Linked DNA regions of Homo sapiens: region 2 is linked to region 1. A link is an interaction called in ENCODE POLR2A ChIA-PET data of the cell type or tissue named here. Cell type or tissue: PC-9. All regions are shown on one strand. Region 1 has its middle 89 kb from the start of FLJ13224. Region 2 holds the start of TSPAN11-AS1 (TSPAN11 antisense RNA 1).

Evidence for each region. Peaks named below come from ENCODE experiments on the same cell type or tissue, not always from the same donor. Only the 100,000 strongest peaks of a DNase experiment are listed, where the experiment ranks them.
Region 2: POLR2A ChIA-PET joins it to region 1 with 5 read pairs; 2 of 35 experiments call an interaction of 5 or more read pairs at or near these places.

The regions. Positions count from the first base shown.
Region 1 is chr12:31,231,060-31,239,059 of GRCh38, reverse strand. No RefSeq gene overlaps it. Among named protein-coding and RNA genes, the nearest start is that of FLJ13224, 89 kb to the left of the region's middle. RefSeq lists an enhancer at 4,939-5,108. In PC-9, CTCF peaks have their summits at 62 and 3,555; a DNase peak (open chromatin) is centred at 3,559; H3K4me3 peaks cover 324 bases.
Region 2 is chr12:30,999,581-31,007,580 of GRCh38, reverse strand. TSPAN11-AS1 (TSPAN11 antisense RNA 1) reads left to right here and starts at 1,609. Exons shown (of 3, transcript XR_007063261.1): 1 at 1,609-1,784. It also overlaps a transcript of TSPAN11 not described here. In PC-9, no CTCF peak of the experiment used is centred here; DNase peaks (open chromatin) are centred at 1,480 and 6,680; H3K4me3 peaks cover 524 bases; H3K27ac peaks cover 3,068 bases.

The DNA of each region.
Region 1 (8,000 bases):
TAGCACCCCACGGGCCAGTGGTGCCTGGTTATCAGCCAAACACACAGATCCCTGAATGAAATAATTCGGGCAGCCGCTAGATGGGGTCTGAGGGTGACTATGACTAGAGGCTGATGTGCCATAAGCGAGATGCCCACTTCGGACTTTTGTCCCTTCATGGTTGTTAATTGTTTTAGAACTGAACTAGGACCCTTACCAGGCACAATAAAACCAGATTTCTATACGGAGGCTTTGCAGAGATAGAAAGAAAAGCTAAGATCAGGGAAGGAGAGACCAAGGCAGGCTTTTTCATTAGCAATGGTGTTGAGCAGGCAGTTTGGGTAATTTCTTTTCTTTTTTTGAGATAGAGTTTCACTCTTGTTACCCAGGCTGGAGTGCAGTGGTGCGTGCTCGGCTCACTGCAACCTCTGCCTCCTGGGTTCAAGTGATTCTCCTGCCTCAGCCTCTCGAGGAGTTGGGACTATAGGTGTGCGCCACCACGGCTAGCTAATTTTTTGTATTTTTAGTAGAGACGGGGCTGGTCTTGAACTCCTGACCTCAGGTGAACCGCCCGCCTTGGCCTGCCAAAGTGCTGGGATTACAGGCGTGAGCCACTGCGCCTGGCCTGGGTAATTTTCTTCTATACCATCCCAGGTTTAAATTCTGGCCATCCTTCCCTGTCTAGCTGAAATTCCATGGTCTGAATGAAATTTTTGTGTCCCCACTTGCAGGCACCTTACCATCCTCTGAATTTCTCAAGTACACTTTATATCTGTGTTGTCTAAGCAGATGGTTCCTGTCTTTTTCCCTCAACCAGACCATCAGCCCTTTGACGGCTTTCTTTCTATTCTTTTTGACTCCCTTTGTGCCCTCCCCTATTCCCTGACCCACTCCATCCCGTACCAGGCACAGTAATAGATACTCAACAAATATGTCATTAAATTGACTAAACGATCCCCTGCAGCCACATGCACCTGCCTGTGAGCTGGGTGACAGGCTACTTTATTATCTTTCCCATTCTTTATCACATGCCCCCTCCAAAAACAACATTCTAAGTGCTGTATTTCTGGGAGGCTCAGAGACCATTTATTTATTTTTTTAAAGGTTTTTACCTGCATTGTGCAGTGGAGGGGCAAATTCTAGGCCAGACCTGTGGTCAGAGCAGAAACGTAGAGTGGTCTGTGCTGCTCTCAACACTCATTCCAGGATCAGCTGCTGATGGCTGTATCATCTCTGCTGCAAGGCTTTGAGAAGAGCTGTATTCGGGCAGCTCTACAGGAAAAAAAATGTGATCACAGTCTCCCAGGTTTTCTCAGGCAGCAGCAGAAGGTAGTAGCAAACAACCCAGACAGTGGTGACCTGTAGCTGTTTAGGGAAAAATATAGGTGAGTGAATGAAGGAATGAGTGGAAGGAAGGATGGATGAATGAACGAGATCACAAATGAACAGCATGCTGTAGTGGAAAGAAACCTGGAGACATGGGGTTGGCATCCTAACATTTTCCTTATCCTTTGTGTGATGTTGGAAAAATTGCCTGATGTCTTCTCAGTTTCCTCATCTGTAAAGTGGGGCAAAAGTACATACTCCTCAGGGTGGTTGAGAAGATCAAAGGAGATGATGTTTGTGAAAGTACCTACTTCCTTTGAGGCCATGTCTAACGTAACCAGGGTCTCAGTGGACACGTAAGACTGGGTGTGATGGGTACGTGTGTGTCTGTCCCCCACACGTGGGGTTTTAATTGAGTGGGTTTCAATGTGGAAGGTGCCCACTGCATCCTGTCTCCCACCCCGTGATGATCGCCAGCTATTTCAGATGTGGACAGCGGTGTCCCTGGGGGCTGGGCTTGCACTGCAGCTGGAGTTTTAGAGATTCTGCTTTCCTGGTGAGCTCAACTGTGTGAAGGCTGATGGCGGGGTTCGGCCAGTGGCACCATCCGTGTTTGCCTGTGTGGGAAGAGCAGGTGCCAATCTGATGAGCTCTAGGGTCCAGGGCAGGCGGTTTGGCCCAGCTGCCTGCAACAACACTTAATCTGGGAGATCCCAGCTGATTCTCTCAAATGGAGACTTGCTGAGGCCATGCCTCATGTTCCAGGATTCCTGGGGAGCTGCTGAACCTGGGGAGGGGTGGAGGTACCTGACCCAAGTTCCCACAGCTACTCTGTCCCTGTGACTTGAGGTTGCAAACTTCCCCAGGGCTGAGGGCACGCTCTGCTGCTCTGTCTGAACCCCCAGCTCTGCCTCCTGAGCAGATACTGTGTGGCTCTGAACCAGTTGCTTAACGTCTCTGACCTTCACCCTCATTGGTAGACAGAAGACAATAATACCTACCTGAAGAGATTGGTATGATAATTTCATGTTAATTACCATTATTGAGTACTTTCTAAGAGTGCTAAACACTTTATAAACACTTTACAAACATGATTTCAACAGTAAACCTGAGAAAGGCGGTATACTTGCCATTTTACAGCTGAAGCAGCTGAAGCTCAGAGAGGTTAGGTAGCTTTCTCTGGGCCGCACAGCTGGTAGGTTTCAGAGCCCGTTCATACCAGCTGTCTTCCTCTTTGCTGCCCTCAGGTTGCTTCCTGCAGTAGATAAGATGAGATGCGAAGAGCACTCGGCCTGCAGTTGACTGGATCTGAATCTGACAGATCCTGTGGAATTTGCTGAGAGATTGATTGGGACTTTCTGGGGACTGGAAAAAATGGGGATGGGGTAGAGAGGAGATTAGTAAGCCTGGGACTGTGCTCCCCAGCCTTTGTAGGCGAATCATCCGAGTCCGGGCTGTGGGGGATTTTTGGTAGCAGGCTGTTGACTCTTCTCCAGGTTCAGTCGGAGGGGGAGGGCAGGTAATGATGCTGAAGGACACAGCTTGTTCTGCAAATTTGTGAAAAGCTCTGCAGGCTCACATCCCAACGTCATTGGACGTGCTCTGGGTTCCCTGTACTATAGGGAACATTTGAGAAATGTCATATGGATGTGCTTCTGCCATTAGGGAGCGCCCAGTTGTCAGACAGACATGGGCACGCATATGAGTGATTGGGAGCAGCAGCCAAGGCAGTGAGCAGTACGGGGTGAGGATCTGCAGGACAGGAGGTTGCTGCAGGTGACTCATCAGGGAGGGCTTCCTGGAGTAAGTGGGGCTGTGGCTGAAGCATGGGTAGAAGTGACCAGGAGAGGGATGGCAGCTGAGGTAGTGAGATACATCAAAAGAGAGGGCCCTTCCCAAATTTGGGCCAAGGGCTCATTGTATTATCCTGATCGACGTCTCCTTCTTCACATTTTTAAGTATCCCGTGTTGGCCACTCTGACAGGAAGCCACTGACAGAGACCTGGGTCCTGCCTCCTGATGTCTTTCCATCAAAGACAGACAGGCTGGTGCCCACTTATGTGAAATGTCACCTGCAAAACATTCTATGAAGCCATAAGCAGCAGAGAAGGTTCTGGTGCCTGTATTTTCCACCTTCTCCTTATACCAGGGCTACCTGTTGGCCTCAGAACAGAGGGTTCTTCTGGCCGAGAGACTTCAGATGTGGCTTTGCCTTCTTTCCTCCCTCACCAAGGACACTCCCAGTGGACAGCCAGAGCCACTGCAGCCTGTCCCGCCCGAGGCAGGCTGCCGTGGAAGGACTCGTGCTCTCAGTCCACTCTTCTTTCTCTGAGCTTGGCCCACCCTCCTGGTTGGGCTGGAATTGAAAAACTGGCTTTTCTCTCTGGAACAAATGGCGGTTTTATGGCTTAGGGTTTCAGCTCTCTGCAAGTCTCCCCTGTCCCCAGGCACAGAGAGGGCAGTCAGCTTGCCCCCGCCTTCCAAAGCTGGGGGTGGGCATTAGCACAACTCCTTCCAGCTGTCCCTGAGTCCACACAGCCAGCTGCTGCCTGCTGCAAAAGGACATTGATGCCACCGCCATCTGCAGCTCATTTCCCTGGAATCAGCTTTGCAAACAACCTTTTTAATCACGTTTATGACCTCAGCATATAATTGCTGCAGGTTTGAGTTTCCAGTGATGATGAAAAGCTTGGCTATAAAGCCAGCAGGTTGGGTTTCAAAATCTCAGCCTCATTTTGGATCCTTTCCTACCTTTTTCTCTTCCTTCCCTCCTCTTCCCTCCCCCTCTAATCCTCAAGAGGACTAGGATATTCCTTCATTTTCCTGTGCTGTTTATGGTTTACAAAGCACTTCTATTGTTCCTGTAAGGAAGATGCATTATCCCCACTCTATAGGTAGAAAAACTGAGAGTCAGAGAGGCCAAGTGATCTGTCCAAGGCTCCTGGTTAGAAGCAGCTGAGCTAAGCCTGTGATCCTGGTCCTGGATCTGCATCCTTTGTTGCTCTCACTCTGCGGGGCAGCCTTGGTCTGGCTGGCATGACAAATGTCCTTCCCGGGCATCTCAGAGTCCTCTCCTGCCCCACCCCCGGGACATATTGGGCTGATCAGTCTGCAGCTGCCAGGATCCAGCCTGCTTTGTGTTGAATTGTGGTTTGTGGCTTTTATTTGTTCCCACGATGCCCTGTGTGAATGTCACTGAGTTTGTCAGGGCCGGCTCCTTCTCCTTGGCTAGCTAGGAAAACCGAACCCCAGATGGTGCTCTTCCCCAGAAAGCTTGGCCAACTCTCCCATGTCTCATGGGGAGAGCCCTGGCTGGGAGTCGGGACTCCTGGCTTTAGATCCCAAGGCCAACTAGTCTATATTCCCTATTTTAGGGTAAAATCCCTTGCCCTTATTTCCTCACTCAACAATGGAGTTAAAGGTTACCTCTTCAAATCCCAGTCCCTAGTGGGGCAGCGTGAGGGTCCATTGGGAGAGTTAGCAGGGAGCAGCAGCGGATGCACTATTTAGTGCTTAGCTCTTAGGAGCAGGGGGCACCGAAGGTCTTTCGCCCATGGGTGTGCTGGCTGTGCATAGTAAACATGAGTAGCCGGCGGGACTGGCCCGGTGTCTGTACAGCACCTTCATCCCCAAGCTGTTTCCTCACTTCAGGTTCTCTCTGGTTTCCCCCAAAACATGACCACCCCAAAGGAATGACCTCCCAAAGGAGGTCAGGTGGCCATCTTCTCAGCCTGGAGAGGGGTATGTGGGTTCCGCAGGCACCCAGTATGGCAGGACATGGCTGGCATTAGACCTGAGGGCACCCTGATTTGTCCCTTGGTCCTGCCTTCTGTTTTCCAGGCCTGACTGTCATCCTGGGAGAGAAGAGGGCGAGCACACTCTCCTCCCTCATGAAAAAGAGGGAGAAAGGCAAGGCATGGAGGGGTGTGGGTGGAAAGCGAGTGGCAGGGCTGTTTTCACATCCTTGCTGGGAACGCGTGGCAGGAGACTGTCTGACTGGGACGTGGCCCCTGTCTGAGCCAGGCCTGCCTGTGCATGCTGCCTCCCTGACTTCAGCCTCTATTGTCTGTGAAAGGCACACACTTGTACACATGTGCAGAGGGGACGTCCCCTGTTGGTCCTAATTTTTACCCTCATTAATATGATCATCATGGCATCTATATTCCCATTTCCCCAGCCCTCCGTGGTGCCCTGCCAGGCAGCCTGGTCCATGTCCCTGTTCTGCTGCCTGAGGTGGATCCCAGCAAACAGGTTCTGAGGGATGGGGGCTCTCCTTTGTTTGCCTTGTAGAAGTAGCAGCAGCAGTGACTTCTGAACATCTCTTTGGGGGCTCTGCTGGGCTTTCATGTGATGTGAACTGGGTAGGGGTTAGTTGCATAGGTGCAGACAGTGGCGTTGCTGGGGCTGAAACCCAGGAGTCCTGGTTCCTGGTCTGCTCTCTTGGACTTGGTCTTCTTGGAGGGTTATCAGAGCTTCTGACAGGGTCGTGACAAGGAGGGTGAAGAAGAAGGCGATAAGCAAGGAGCTGAGTGGGGGTGAGGAAAACAGCCAGGGATGTGGAAATTGTGAAATGGAATAAAGGCAAAAGAATGCTGGCTGTAGGGCAGGAACAGGGAGGGCATCTCCAAGATAAGAGGTACAGAGAAGTTTGACAAAGAGGGACAGGCATCATGACCTTATGTAGTCCCCCTGTTTCTATTACTCGCCTTTTTCCTCTTAGCTTTTATATATTGTGGGAATATTTAAACATGCACAAAAATATGGTGAATAATGTAGTGAACCCCTATGTCACCCTCACCTGATGCCACATTCTACTGTGACTTTATTCCATCTACTCTCACTCCTTTTTTTTTTCCCTCCTGGAGCATTTTATTTATTTGAGCTGAGGTCTCATTCTGTTTCCCAGTTTGGAGTGCAGTAGTGCGATCTCAGCTCACTGCAACTTCCACCTCCTGGGTTTGATTCTTGTGTCTCAGCCTCCCGAGTAGCTGGGATTACGGGCGTGACACCGCATCTGACTAAGTTTTGTATTTTTAGTAGAGATGGGTTTCACCATGTTGGCCGGACTGGTCTGGAACTCCTGAGCTCCAGTGATCTGCCAGCCTCCTGGAAGATTTTAAAGCAGATTTAAGGAGATACGCAGGTGGGGTATCTCCCTGCATCTTTCCCCGCCTGCTTGTGTCTGGCTGGGTGGATTCACCTGTTCCTGGGCCTGAGTTGATGGGGGTGGTGCTGAGGAATGGTGCTTTCTTCTGGTGGGAGGTAAGTAGGTGCAGAGGCCCTGGGCTTCCTGCTATTAGCCAGCTCTCATTTTCGGAGGTATATACACTCCCCACTGCCAGCCCTCGGAGGAGGGAGGCAAGAGGGATCTAAGCCACGATGCTGCTCTCTGTGTCTTGGGATTTCTCTGAATGACTTTCTTCTCTCAGTCACGTAGCTGCAGGCAGAGCCAGCCACCGCTGAGAGCACCAGCCTTTCCCTGGTGCGGCATGCTAGCCCCTCCCAGCGTCTCTCCTTTCCCCAGCTCTGCATTAGGAAGGACCCTCTTACAAAGCAAGAGAGGTGTTAGACAGCCAGCTTCCTGCTGCCTTCAGTGTATGGGGATGCTGAGCTTATCCCTGGTCTCCTGGGGAGGAAAAGCCAGGATCTTTGGGTCCAGTTCCCTGCCTTCCCACGGTCAGCCCTCAGAGGATGAGGCCCTCTGTAAAGCGTACTCGACGGGAAGACTCGGTCTGACAGGCACACTTTTGGATGCCACACTGGACTTTAGTGACCTAACAATACAGCCCAGTATCACTGGCATCATCCTCTTCCCCCCTTCTCTCCGGGATGGGAGCTCTGCATACTCAGCCCTTTAGTAGTGTCCCCTGTGGTCATTACTGCCCCCTGCTGAGTCCCCTCGGGTGTGTGGCCGTGTGTACCTGCCTCCCCTGTGTCATCCTCACCTGATTCTCATGGGGCCCTGGAAGGAAGTGATGACTGTTTCATTTTATAGCTCCACAGCAGATGACACCCAAGGTAAGAGCGGTTAAGTTACTTTGCCAAGGTCACATGGCTGGTCCATGAGGGAGGAGACATTTAAACCCAGGGCTGTCTGGCTTGGAACCTCTGCTTCTCACGCTATGCCAGCCTGTCTCTACTGCACTGTGGTATTAACCACGAGCACAATATTAACTGCTGTGGTTTAATGTGTGTTTTATATATTACAGCAATGGCACTAAGATGGCAAGGATGTTTGAGAGTTGTGGCTTGCTGGTTGTTGCTGTAACTAGGTTTGTACATGAAATATTAGCAATCAATAAACATGAGAAGGAATGCAGAACATCACTAGTAATCAAAGAAATCCAAATTATGGCAACAATAGTATACTACTTTTTGCCTTTCTTTTTTCTTTATTATTATTCTTTTTTTTATAGAGATAGGATCTCACCTTGTTGCTCAGGCTGGAGTGCAGTGGTGCAATCATAGCTACTGCAGGCTCAAATTTCTGGCCTCAAGTGATTCTTCTGCCTCAGCCTCCCTAGTAGCTGGGACTACAGGTGCATGCCATCTTGCCTTCCAAATGTGCACAGATTTTTAAGCTGATAACTGCTAACATGATGCAGCCCTCTACTCCAGCACTGGTGGAGTATAGCGTGTCAAAACCTTTGAGAAAAGCCTCTTTGCAAAGGGTACTACAAGCCTTAAGAACTAAG
Region 2 (8,000 bases), 230 kb after region 1:
TGGGGGCCACCAGTGACACCCAACCCCAGGAGACTGGTTGTCTCCACAGAGAGGCATGAGGCAGTGGTGACCAAAATAGCCAGGGGATATGATGGGCTGTGATGGGGGCTGGGGCAGGTAGGGCAGACGACCTATCCCAGGTCAGTGAGGAGCCAAGGGTGACTGAAAGGGGAGTAATTTGGGGGCCCTGGGGTTTCTGGGAGTGGGGAAAATAGGGTGCACAGAGGGCTTTCTCTGTGGGTTTGTGGGTCTGGGTGTGGCCCTGTACCCGGGCTGTGGTCTGCTCAGGAACCCCCACCTGTCCCCATCACTCATTTATTCATTCCTCAAGCAAATATTTATCTGGTATTCCAGGCATATTCTAGACCTTACAGTGGGGAAAAAAAATGGGTAAGATATGAACCCAGGTCTTGGAAATGCTCGTGTTTTTAGAGAGGGTGGACAGCGAGTCTACACAGAAGCCTAGGAGGGTTCCTAATGTTCTGCTGTGGTCCCAGCCCCAGCACAAGAGGTCACCCCTGGGGAGGGGCCCCCCCTACACCGATGGGAGACTGGTGGCAGCTATGAACGGCTATGGGCAGTGGCTGTCCATGGGTCCTAAGCAGCGTGCAAGTGCGGGTAGAAGCTCAGGAGGGAGGGTAGCTTCAAGGGGAAATCGTGGGCCCCACCCCCAGAGAAATGGGATGTCTGCATGAAATATACCTATGGCAGAAACATATATTAAAACTACAACTCAATATGGTTCAAACAAAACAAGAAAAAAATGCCATAGGGATACTGGGCTAATTACAAGAATTAATAAATGAGGAGTCTGAAGTGCGGGCTCACTATACAGCCATAGCCTGACTGGCCTCAGTTTACCTGCTGTGCATGTGTTGAATGGGCCAGTGGTGATGAGGGAGACCTGAGATGCCCATTGGCTCAGGGCTCCTCCCTATGCCAGGGGCCTGCACCTTCTCCCTCCTGCAAAATCAGGGCAGGGCCCAGACAGGATCATCCTAGGAGGACAACCCAAAGGAATTGCCAAGGGTGAGGCCCCAGTCTGGGGATTTAACCACAAGTACAACAGACCCAAATCCTGGCCCTTGAGGAGGCCATAAGCAAATGCGAGGATGGGAGTTCATCTTCTCAAATTTCGATGTGGGTTTATTTGGAGCCCTGAATTAAAGTTAGTTTGAAATGCCCTCAACTGGGAAAGCAGGCAGGGGAGGCTTGATACTCAGGCTGGCCCCTAGGCCTGCCCCTGCTTGGAGAAGGGCACTGATCAGGCCTGGACCACACTGGGGTGGTTGGCGACTTCTGGTTGGTTGGTGCTGACATTGGCTGGGGCCTGATCCCCTGAGTCACCCTGCCTCGCCCTAGATTCTCCTGCCATAGACTAGATGATAGCTTGGCCATGGCCACTGAGACAACTCTGTGGTTTTGAAAGGGAATTTTCCTGAATGCCACCAGCTAAGCTCTCTGGCTCTGAGCTTTGGCTGTGCTACCACAGGCCTTGCCTCCTTCCTGTACTGGGCGTCCTCCTGCCCTGTTCCTCCCTCTCCCTTCCTGCCACACCCGGCTGACCTCTGCTCACCATTTTCTCCATTCCATGGACATTTTCCCACCACACCAGTGGCTACTCCCACTTGCACTAGGAGCGCTGTGACACCCCAACTTGTGGGGCAGAGGTCAGGCCCAGAGTGCTGAAGTGCTGAAGCTCCTGTAGAAGGTCCTTCCATGTGTCTTTCAGATCCTGGGCTTGGCCTTCTCCATAACCATCACCCAGCACATCCACTGGACTGGTAAGAAGTAGGACGTGTGTGTGGGCTGGCCGGAGTGTCCCCACAAGCCCCTCCCCACTCCCCGCTCCTCTACTGGATGCTCTGTGGAGGCAGAGGATTTGAGCTTTGTGTTGCCAGCCTGCATTCTCCAGATATGACCCCTGCGCCCACCCACCCCTGCCTCAGCCTCAGCCTTCTCAGTGGTGGAGGGGCGGGGAGGAGTTGTCGGCACAGGGAGACCTGGGGCACGGGGCACCTGGATGCCTGCGTCTGTGTCTGCATATTTGCCAGAGATGATGGGGTGGGCTGGGGTGTGCTCTGGAGGAACCCCCACCACCGATGGGTGTCTGTCTCCTGCCCTTCCTCACACTGACATTTTGTTCCCCCCATGGGGTAGGCAGCACAGTGCTTCCGCCTGTGGAGAGACTACCCTTGCGGAGGCTGCTGCTGTCCGTGGCCACTGTGGGGGAGTTGGCAGGGTGGGGTCTGCCTGCTATTGGGCGAGATCCCTTGAGCACCTCGCCAGGCTTTTTATACCTTACAGTGTAACTTCTTAACTTTATTTTACTGTGATTAATTGTTCAGGAATACTACCTCTGAGGTAAGTTAAGCGTTGGCTGTCTGATTGATAACTTTTTACTGTGTTGATTTCTTTAATGGCTTAATTTCTTTTTTCCCTAAGTGTGGGGGACCTGTGGGAATACAGGACCCCCATTCAGTCTCAGTCAGGACAAATCACTATGCAACCCCCACAAGGCTCTCAGATGAGACTCACCAGCCTTCGCTCAGAATGCGTGGAGAGGACACAGGGGTCCTGCCAGTCCTGGCATCTGCAGACAGGAGCCTGGGAGAGGCAGGTGGAGAGAGGAGTGGGAAGGAGGCTAGAGGCAACTCATCACAGGGTGATGGTGTTTGCTAACAGAGCTCAGATGCCAGAGCAGTGGGGGTCCCCTGGGGGCTGGTGAAGTGCTTTGCCAGAAATGCAGCAGAGCTGGCAGGTCCCTGTGCTTTTCACTGAGGAGCAGTTGTTGGGTTTTTCCTTCTTCCTTCCTCCTGCCCTCCACTGCATGGGAGGCCGCCCCTTCCACCACATGCGGGCCTTCTCGAGACAGGCTCTGCACACCCCAGTTCCTTTCACAGACATTCCTGCTAGAAACTCTCAAATTTCTCTCTAGTGTGGATGCTACTCACTTTCTCCCCTTGCTTCTGGGTTGGGAAGCCATCCTTAAGTTTTGCTACTCAGACAGCGACAGAGGACCCCATTGGGCAAGTGGAAGTGGCGCCCCTGATTGTTCCTGCCAGCTTCACCCAGCCACAGGTTGCCTTGCTGAGAGGGAGGGAAAGATGTCCAGTTTGGTCCTATGATCTCTATCTCCTTCCCAGGGTTCATCGACATCAGCAGTGGGTGGGTGGCAATCACATCCTCTGTGATCTCAAAGAGAAGAAATACAGAAAGCCCAAGAGAGATCAGACTGGCCCTAGACTACCATAGCCCCAGGAAGAAAGAGCTGGAGTCATGGCATGCACACAACCGGACGTGTGAGATGAACAGGCAGGGTCAGGTATTCAATGGCAGGATGCACCCCTCAGAACTGAGGCTGGTCTAGTGTAATGTTTTGCAGTTATGAAAAAGTCAAGAATCTATGGGACTCAGCATGCAAAGGTTATCCACTAGCCAGGATCCAGTGCATGTCGCTGGCTGGGGCATTGGTGGGTGGCAGCCCTTCTTCCTACAGTTGGCTCCATACCCTGGTTTCCCAGCCAGACGAGGTCTCTTCTCCAGCCTCCACCTGCCTGTCTGCTCCCAGGGCTGAGTCATGGCCACCCAGCTCCTAGTCACTCCTCTCTTCATCTTTAAGTAACATATAAATTGGGACCAGGAGGATATAACTTTTGATGTGTTCAGGATTCATATTTTTGGCAGGTGGGAGTGGGGAGTAGGCTGGTCTTAGGGTGCTGGATGGGGTAAAGACAGCTTCTCTGAGACAGGAGCCATGGTGCTGATGGAATATGAGAGAGGCACACATTTGAGCAAAACCGCCCTTCCCTAGTCCTCTGGCCGGTCTTGCTGGTAAGGAGTCCTCCCCGGGAACCCCAAAGTGCAGATTCCAGAGCAAACACACTCCTGTAGACAGATGCTCACCAAACAAGTGCTCAAGTCACCCAGTGGGACCTGGAGCATCATGTGTTTCTGATGTGGGTGGAGTGGGTAGGTTTGTTTATGTAATTTTTAGTTTTTGTTAATATCAACAGCAACAGTCCAGTGCATTGGGAGATGTGTGGCCTCCCTGAAAGTCTTGTTTCTGGAGTGCTTTAGGGGCATCCTCTGGCCCTGGAGCCTTTGCTGCAGTGTCTGCTCCCCCAGCCACCCCCCAGCTCATCTGTCCGTTTGCAGAGCCTTGTTCACAGGTCCTCAAACTGCCTTCTTGGCTCACCCAGTGCTTGGCAGTTTCATCATTTGGCCAAGTCTACATTAGGTGGAAGTCTCCATGCATAGAGTAGATGTTCCTCCAAGCCCCTTGCCTGTCCTGCAGAACGGTCCCCACACCTCCCAGAGGGCCACATCCTGTGATGCCAGTGAAGGTGGCTAAGTGTCTCTCCTCTGTGTCTCCTGACTATGATCTCATTGGGGCAGAATTCCCCTGAGTGAATTCCCTCACTGTCTGCTTCCCTTGCCAACATCAGAGTTAGTTCAATCAGGTCTGATGCAAACAATTTACAAACTTGTCTCAGAAAGTCCCTTTGAGTTTGTAGATGATTACAGTAGGATGTCTGATGTGGACTCAGCCTTTCTTTGCAGCCATCTCACAGAAGGGGTGAGCAGGCAGGGGGTGAGAACTGCCTCCGGGCGGCTGGCAGTGGGTGTCAGGGTGCAAATCTCCTCCCCACAGCCCGCAGCTGGAGCGGTGTCACCCTCTCTCCTTCCAACATGGGCCTGCATCTTGGGCTCTCTGGGGAGGTTGCTGCCCTGCCCTAGAACCTCTTGTAGATGTTCTATTTTGACTTGAAACTAGATGGCCATCCCTCCAGGTTTTGGTGGCCAAAGAGCAGTTCAGGTGGATGGAAGTGACTGTCCCTTCCTCTCTGGCCCCTATATAGGTGGAGGTGCTAACTAGCAGGGACATGGCACAGGATGGGAGCTGGGTGCCAGGTGCCTGGGGTCCATTCTTTGTCCCGCAGACCCTCAGAGTCTGGCCTGCCCCTCTGCTGCAGTGAGGCAGTAGTCCAGGATGGGTCCCTGCTCCAAACGGGCACTCTGAGGAGGCGGGGTCTGAGAGGCATCCCACTGCCCTACTGCAGTAGAAGTCTCGCAGTGGCCTTGGTTGGGTCCTGGTGTATGGGGTTTCCTTGGCTGTCACAGTCACAGTGACACATGGTAGATGAGAGCAGCTGAGAATTCCCCTTGTCCTGGGTCATTGCTAAACCCTATGTCCCCGGAGAGGAGGCAGGCATAAAGAACGAGTGTGCATGTGGGTCTGACAGCAGTTGGAAGTGGGCATCTTGAAACCCCTCTGTGTGTGGAGCTCTACCTCCTGTCCTCAAGGGGGTGGCCAGGTCCACGTGAAATTGTCCCAAGGCATCAGCCTCCAGGGCCCCATCCTGCAGCCGCCATGTCCCAAAGCCTGCAGAGACCACTCTGTGTCTGAAGGGACCCTCTGACACAGGTCCCACTGGAGCAAGGTCCCTGAGAGCCTCCCCAGGAGATTTACCGAGACAGACTCAGTGGCTGCAGGATGTGGACTGGTTAGAGGGGCAGGTGACCCCCATCATCTGTGGAAGACCAGCCAAGTCATGGGAATTTTGGTGGAAGCCACCCTGTCTCTGCTTGTTCTTGCTTTGGCTCCTGCCACCAGGTCTGTGGACCCACCTGTGTGCTTGTGGCTCACAGGGCAGTGGAAAACATCGGCCTCTCTCTTAGCACTGGGCCCCAGTCACACAAGCGGAGCCGTGGAAGACAGGCTGCCCTGGCTGTATATGAGAGGGTCATCTTCCTTCCCTGGGGACATCTGGTGACTGTGCTAGAGCCTTCTGGGATGGATCTGGGCTCTTCAGTCCATGGGAGTGGCTGGGATGACTCTGGGAGCCCCCTCACTGTTGTGTGATGTGGTGGGGGAACTGCCTCCCCACTGGTGCTCAGCAAAGCACAATTGAGAAAGGGTGGCTTACGAGCTGTGGCAGAACCCTGCCAGCCCTTCAAGTGGCTAACACTGGTGCCGGCACACACAAATGTCTATTGGCTCAGACTTACTGAATACTCAAGTAACTCATGCCAAGCACCTAGACAACAGTCAAGGAAGATGCAGACACAGTACCTGTGCTTGCAGGGCCAATCATCCAGTAGGGGCCCCAGAAGAGTGAACATGATTGCAGGTCAATGCTGATGATTATATTCACAGGATGCTGGCTGGCTGTGTGGGAGAGGCAGTGACCCAACCTGGGGAGAAGGAGGCCCTCCAGGGGAGGTGATGTTGATGCTAAGAGCTGAAGACAGGATGTGTTAGTTAACCTGGCAAGGAGTGGAAGGAGATGTGTCCTGTGGATGGACATGGTCCACAGAGTTGAAGCACAGAGGGTGAAGCGGGACTATCTGGAGACACTGCCAGATCACAACCTTGAAAACCTGGTCAAGGAGCTTCATTGAAGTTTAGGCTGAGAGCAATGGGAGCCATGGAGAGGTTTTCAGCCCAAATGTGATGGGCTCAGATCTGGCCTTTAGAAAGCTGGCCGCAGCTACAGTGTGAAGAGTGGTCAGAGGGACAGGGGAGGCTGCAGGAAGATCAGGCACAGGCGCTGCAGTGATTTAGGTGAGAGATGATAGAGCCACAGGGAAGGGCAGTGGGGTGGAGACAAAGCCAGCAGATCTGAGAGATGCACAGCCTTTGTGGTTAACTAGATTTATTGGTGGGAGAGGCAGCATTTTTGCTATTCATCCAGCATAAACAGGAAGATGACTTATTGTTTGTACCAAATGGATGGATGAATGGATTTTCTGGGCTCAGTGCTCCTGTGCAGGAGAGGGCAGAGACCAGCATGGTGTAATTAAACGTCTTCTTTTGTGTGTATTGAGCTTCATAGCTTGCAAAACATTATCGAGGTTCCTCCAGACAAAAACTATCTTATCAGCCGTCACCACCCTTGAACTTTCACCGTTAGACATGAACTGTGGTGCGGATGGAAAGGGCACTGGTTTGGGAGTTGGAGAACCTGGGTTAAATTCCCACTCTGCCTTTGGTGTCCATGTGAACCTTGGGCAGTCATTGAACTTGTCTTGGTTTTGTCATCTGCAAAATGAGAATAATGCCTATTTTACAGAGTGGCTGTGGGGATTAAATAAAAGCATGCGTATAGAGGCGTCCAGCTTGTTCCTAGACCAGGATAGGAGCTTGGCAAGAAATCGGTCAGACATGAGTCCCTAAAAAATTAAAATCAGGTCCCCAAGGAAGAGCATCCTCCAGGCTGAAAGCCGGGGATACAGGAGAGTGGTGTGGGAAGGGGGTGGTCAGGGAAGGGGAGTTGGTGTATCGAGGTGGATGAGCTGCTGCCTGCAGGAGCTCAGAGAACAAGCTTCCCCATGCCTCAGTTTGCTCTGGGTTAGCTCAGCAGCAGCACTCAATATTCCACAGAAGCAAGGGGGAAGCCAGATTAAATAAATGTCATTTTGGACTCAAAGATATTGGCACTGGGATGGTCTCTTCTTAAAGCATTCATCAATTGAGAGGCTATGGATTTAGCCATCTTGCTTTTGCTGAGTTTAATGACAGCCATGAGACAGCCTATTGTCTCCTCAAGCTAACAGAAAGAGTAACAACACTCCACAGGGCACATTTGAGCCAAGCTCTGCTGATTGATGCTGCTATTCGGGACTTCCCCTTTGTGGCTCCAGAGACTATCAGATAGCCGAGAGCCAGCGGGGACAGACCTGGACACTGCCTAGTTTCCCTTGGCCCTGTGAGAGGAGAGAGGTGAACTGGTAGAGGAAGGCTGCACAGTGGCCTGTGGTTAGTACCTGTTGCTTAGAAATTTTTCTTCTGGTTACCGAGTTCTGGAACTTACCCATGTCCAACATCCAGAGCAGGGCCAGTCCAACCAGTGGGCAAATTTCTGGAATCCCAAGACAGATGGTACCCTATTTATGGTGGTTCAAATTATGATTTTTCAACTTTATGATGGTGTGAAAGCCATATACATTCAGTAGAAACCGTACTTTCAGTACCCATACAAAAACCATTTCTGTTT